Regions from separate parts of the Homo sapiens genome. Here region 1 is linked to region 2. A link is a loop called in an ENCODE intact Hi-C map of the cell type or tissue named here. Cell type or tissue: CD4-positive, alpha-beta T cell. All regions are shown on one strand. Links, peaks and the distances in the headings refer to the core of each region. The heading gives the core; the rest is flanking DNA. Region 1 overlaps HLCS (holocarboxylase synthetase). Region 2 has its middle 100 kb from the start of CLDN14.

Region 1 (2,916 bases), core at 220-2,719, 280 kb before region 2:
TCAGAAGTGATGTAAGAGGGAGGTACTCTTTTAAAAGAAAGTATAAGCAAACGAACACAGTAACAGAAAACCAAATACTGTGTGTTCTCACTTACAAGTGGGAGCTAAATAATGAGAACCAATGAGCACAAAGAGGGGAACAATGGGCCCTGTGGCCTACTGGAGGGTAGAGGGTGAAAGGAGGGAGAGGATCAGGAAAAAATCTATTGGGTACTAGGCTTAGTACCTGGGTGACAAGATGGTCTGTACACCAAACCTCTGACACGAGTTTGCCTATATTAAACAAACCTGCACATGTACCCCTGAACCTAAAAGAAAAGTTTAAAAAGAAAAAAGAAAGTATAACAAACATCTTTTGGTGAAAGAGTATTTCCATATCTGGAAGCACCTGAGAGCTTGACGGACCACATAGGTAAACACCACAGGGACGTTACCTGGGCAAAGGGCAGTCTCTTGTGGTAGGGGAGGAAGGGGAGGGCTGTGGAGATTGTAGGGTCCAGAATTTTTCTCGTGGTTGCCTTCATTTGGGCTGTAGAGACACCGCCTGTGCTAAAAGGTAGGTTATATATGCTCTGTAATGAGAGGGACCACATTTCATTCCACTTGGTCATATCCTGTCTCCCAGCCCTTAGCACAGAACCTGGTCAGCATTCCATAAATGTCTGTTGAAATAAAATGAAGTAATTTTTCTGTCAACATAACCACCATTGGGAGAGGTGAAAAATTGAGAAAATGAATAGAATGTGTTTAACTTATTTTCACACTCATTTTATTGAAGCTCTCTGTAAAAATAAACCCAGGTGGACGGTAATTGATTGAGTGATAATTTCTAAGTAGCAAAGTGTTAAAGTAGATAAGTGCCTCCTACTGTGGAGAAACTGCCTGGCCAAAATCTGAACCGCTGAGGCGTTTATTTTAACACTGGGAAACATTTATTACCCTAAACTTGTTTCCATTCATACACAGCATCTATCATACCAGATGTGCCGTGTCTAAACTAGACATGGTTTAGAAAATGCAGTAATCCCTCTCTATCAGGTGAATTTCTAAGAGAAATAATTTTTCCTTTTTATTTATTGCTTTTTTTCTTCAGCCTCTCCTCCTTCCAAAATAAAATGAAAGTTGCAATTTAGCCTAATTCATTTGACTTACACAAAAATTAATATTAAATTACAGTGCATTTCAATTAAAAGTAATAATTAAAATTTGAACATCTCCAAATAAAACTTGAACTTGGGACCTTATTAACAATAAAACATCAGCAGCTTTCTCTGCATGTTGATCTGACCAGTCCTGGCCACTTTTAGTGGCTAGTTTGGGGAATTAGCCTGACTTCCTGGCGGGTGTGGCTTCCTGGAGGGGTGTGGCTTCCTGGAGGGGTGTGACTTCCTGGAGGGGGCATGGCTTTGGAGTCTGATCACCCTGGCTTGAGTCCCGCCCCGCCACTAACTAGCTGGCTGACCTTGGGGGAGGTTATGTGATCTGTCTCTGCTTAGTTTCCTCATTTGAAAAAAAGGAATAGTAATGCCTACTCAGAATAAGGTTGAAATCAAACACTATATTAGACACACCAAAGCAGGTGCTCAATTAAAAGTAACCCCTCCCACTGCAAAATGTACTATATATAGGGTTCGTGTGTGCACACATGCAGGGAACCCGAGCATTCTCATCCAGCTAATTCTGACCTAGAGCCTGCTGTAGAGTGGACTCTGCATGAATATTGATTGAGTAAATATGCGACCTGCAAGGAACAATTTCAGGATGGGGTCAGGGCCAGTGTGCCCTTAGGCAGCCAGGAGCCTCCAGTGGTGTAATTGATTATTGCGAAACCGTCTTCTTCCCCATCTCCTTGTCACTGTGCCTGAATGCCCACCTGAGCAGCATTGCTGCTGAAGGCTTCCCCACAAACATGTCTGGGAATGGTGGTTTGTGAAGCCCACCTTGGGACCACTTCTATTCCTTGTTGAAATCCTACAGTTTTATTTTAAACGAAATTCAAAAGGTTGAGGGATACTCCTGGGTTTGGAGTTGGATGCCCTTTAACCACAAGACAACTTGTATGAAAGTCACTGCTCTGTGCAGCAAGGCCACTCCAGCTGTGGGTTTGAGACAGACTTTTGAAACTAAAAGATGAAAATCTTCCATCTTCCTACCTCTGCAAAACTCAGTCCACTTACGCAAAAGAACAAGACTACAGTTGTCCTGCTCCCCTCTCCTCTTGTGGACCCTGTGGGGGTCCCAGTGGAGTTTGCAGAGTGGGGAGAGCTGAGGGTGCAAGGTCAGACTCAGAACAATGGATTCTTCAGCTTAGAAACCATTTGTGAGAAGCCAGGGAGGTTCTAGGAGAACCAAGTCAGGAAAGGAAGAATGCCAGGACAAAAGACAAAAAACTCCAAGCTGGCCAGGCATGGTGGCTCACGCCTGTAATCCCAGCACTTTGGGAGGCCAAGCGGGGCAGATCACGAGGTCAGGAGTTTGAGACCAGCCTGACCAACATGGTGAAACCCCGTCTCTACTAAAAATACAACAATTAGCTGGGCTTGGTGGCACACGCCTGTAATCCCAGCTACTCAGGAGGCTGAGGCAGGAGAATCGCTTGAACTCGGGAGGTGGAGGTTACAGTGAGCCAGGATCTCACCACTGCAATCCAGCCTGGGCGACAGAGTGAGACTCCATCTCAAAACAAAACAAAAAACAAAAAACTCCAAGCCAAACATTGGGTGACTTAGGGGCCTCAGAAGAGGTGTAGCCTGTAGATGACAAACCTGGTAGGAAGTCCTGCCCCAGTGGTTCCCAGCCTGTTGTAGATGTCCCAAGCCTGGGGAGGGGATGATGCACGAGGAGCATTTGGGAACTGGCTCACTCTGCAAATTTGGGTCATTTAGCCTCTGGTGCGTTGTGCATGGGCTTCCTCTT
Region 2 (2,916 bases), core at 130-2,629:
TATATGGCCTATACTGCTAATATAGTTGCAATATTTCAAATAAGGTGCTTATAAGGTGCAGTATTTCCAGAAGAGATCCAAAGTTGCACATAATTGTTGGGGGGAAGGTCTAGGGGAAGAGAAAGAACCCAACTAATAGTCATTCTCCAGCTCGGTCATCTGTTAACCAACAGAGAGAACATTTAAACTTTTGAACTTCAGCTTCCCTTTCTGTAACATGGAAGGGTGGGACACAGCAGTGGTTCTCACCCAGGGAGTCCATTAGAATTGCACTGGAGAGCTTTTGAAAATATGCATGATGGCCAGGCATGGTGGCTCACGCCTGTAATCCCAGCACTTTGGGAAGCCGAGGCAGGTGGATCACCTGAGATCAGGAGTTCGAGACCAGCCTGGCCAACATGGTGAAACCCTGTCTCTACTAAAAATACAAAAAATTAGCGGGACATGGTGGCGCACCTGTCATCCCAGCTACTCGAGAGGCTAAGGCAGGAGAAACGATTGAACCCAGGAGGTGGAGGTTGCAGTGAGCCAAGATCACACCACTGCACTCCAGCCTGGGCAACAAGAGCGAAACTGCGAGAAAAAAAAGAAAAAGAAAGAGAGAGAAAGAGAGAGGGAGGGAGGAAGGAAGGAAGGAAGGAAGGAAGGAAGGAAGGAAGGAAGGAAGGAAGGAAGGAAAAGAAAATATGCACATGTGGTCGCCTCTGGGGCATTTTGTCCCAATGGGCCTCCCGCAATTGAGGTAGGGAAAGGAAGATCTTTGTTACTTTGAAAACGCTCCCCAGACCATGGTAGGTTGAAGGAGACTTGCCCCAGCTTGAGCCAATTGTAAAATTTGCCGGAATTTTGTGAGCTGGTAGCTAAAAGAGTCACTATTTAAAAATTTAAAATCATAAGCTTACAATTAAATAAATTATATTACCACAAAAGTAATAAATACTCAAAACTCATCACTTCCTAGTTGTTTTAATACATTCAACTTCCTAATTGTTTTAGCATTTTTTACTTCCTGATTGTGTTAGTACATTTTACTGGTACCTATGCTCTAGAAGTTGTTTGCACCTATTGTATCTGGAGGGTGGAAATACTATACAATGGTGTGGTGTTTCACATCTCTGCCAATGCTGGCAGCTTGAAATCAGCTACTGTGGGAGTATTTACACCACAGAAATGGGCAGATGCTAGGAATCAGGAGATTTTTCCCTTCTGGTGATCCAGTTTGTGGTTAAACATTCCTCAACATGTTACTGTCCCCGATGTGATGTAGGCTTAATTCAGAAGTGTGATCCTGGGCTCCTTTTAAATAACTTTGATCTGAAGATGAGGCTTCTATGCTTTCACTTGCTGAGATGCTAGCGCCTCCTGGTGTGACTGGTTTTGTGGCTGCAAAGTCTCTTTCTCCAGTTTCTTTTAAAGGAGAGCCATGTTTGCTCTGTTCTTCCTGGCACTGAAGTAGCAGGTGTGTTTGTGCAGGTCTTTAAGGTACCCTTAAAGTAAACAGCCTTGATAAAATCTTTTTTTCCTCTTTTCTTCATTCTTCTGTTACTTGTATTGATCCAGGTCTTTCTACAGGCACAGAGTATGCTGGCTGTGTTTGTACATTTTTGCAAATAGATAATCGTGGAAGTCTATTCTATAGAAACAGCCTTTATGACTATGAACTGTAACCAAGGGGGTGGCAAGCAACTTCCTCTCCTTTGAGATTTTGGTGTATGGAAGGTTTCCACTTAAACTCCTTTCTACAGCGTGGCCTTCTCTTTTGTTGCTGTATTTGGAATGCATACCAGCTGTCACAGGGCAATAATCCCGGAGATGAAATCAATTCTCTTAATGGCCTTTTATGGAAAGTTCAAGCTTGCCTTGGGTTGGTATATTTTTAGCTTCAGGTATATTTTTTGGCGTATTAAGGGAATAAGGCTCCCATGCATGGATTGTGTGTGAACTGTTGAGAAGTTAATTGGTGTTCAAAGTGAGCCCTGTGTGTTGCCAAGGTATTGGGGGTGTCTGGTAAATGGCACACTCTTCCTGCCCAAATTCTGAACCAAATGAAAGGTGAAAAAAGGCATGAGGCCAATGGAGTCGCAAAGACCGTTTTTGTTGTTGTTGTTGTTTTTGAGATGGAGTCTGGCTCTGTCGCCCAGGCTGGAGTGCAGTGGTGTGATCCTGGCTCACTGCAACCTCCGCCTCCCGAATTCAAGCAATTCTCCTGCCTCAGCCTCCTGAGTAGCTGGGATTACAAGTGCCCACCACCATACCTGGCTAATTTTTGTATTTTTAGTAGAAACGGGATTTCACCATGTTGGCCAGGCTGGTCTTGAACTCCTGACCTCAGGAGATCCATCCGCCTTGGCCTCCCAAAGTGCTGGGATTACAGATGTGAACCACTGTGCCTGGCCCAAAGACTGCCTTTATTCCAGCCCAAAGACTACGTTTATAACTGACAGTCTAGGTTGGAGAATGTGGCTTATATCTTTGGGCAAATAAGCTCCCTAATACAGAAGTCCAATTTTGGCGTGGGGGGTGGGTGGGGTGGGCGTGGGGGGTGGGTGGGGTGGGCGTGGGGGGTGGGTGGGGTGGGTGTGGCGGAACTGGACAGACCCCTACTCCACCCCACAGGGATGAGCCCATCCTTGGAGGAGCCCAGCCCTGGAAGTGCCAGTCACTCCTGAGAGTAAATCGAGATGCAGGACCTCTTACTGCCCATGACCCAGGTCTCCTTTCAAACCTACCAATCAGGATGCTAGACGTGCATGATGGGCAGAGCAAGCCAGGGGTTATGCTAATGAGCTCCCTCCCCTGGATGGGATCCTGTGGGTTTCCTTCTTCCCATGGGCACCCCCAACCTGGCCTGGCCAACAGACACTGCAAACAGGCGCCCTTACCTGCAGCAGCTCAGGAAAACTCCTCTATTTGAAA

What was found. Hi-C counts contacts between places; a loop is a spot of excess contacts. Peaks named below come from ENCODE experiments on the same cell type or tissue, not always from the same donor. Only the 100,000 strongest peaks of a DNase experiment are listed, where the experiment ranks them.
Region 1: it touches region 2 in a loop (2.5-fold over the local background); 3 of 110 quality-filtered maps call a loop at or near these places.

What each region holds. Positions count from the first base shown.
Region 1 is chr21:36,858,804-36,861,719 of GRCh38, reverse strand. The region is part of intron 6 of HLCS (holocarboxylase synthetase); the gene reads left to right. Among named protein-coding and RNA genes, the nearest start is that of HLCS-AS1, 110 kb to the left of the region's middle. RefSeq lists enhancers at 1,237-1,531, 1,087-1,675. In CD4-positive, alpha-beta T cell, for the core only: no CTCF peak of the experiment used is centred there; a DNase peak (open chromatin) is centred at 1,399.
Region 2 is chr21:36,583,625-36,586,540 of GRCh38, reverse strand. No RefSeq gene overlaps it. Among named protein-coding and RNA genes, the nearest start is that of CLDN14, 100 kb to the right of the region's middle. In CD4-positive, alpha-beta T cell, for the core only: a CTCF peak has its summit at 1,350 (motif pointing left); a DNase peak (open chromatin) is centred at 1,360.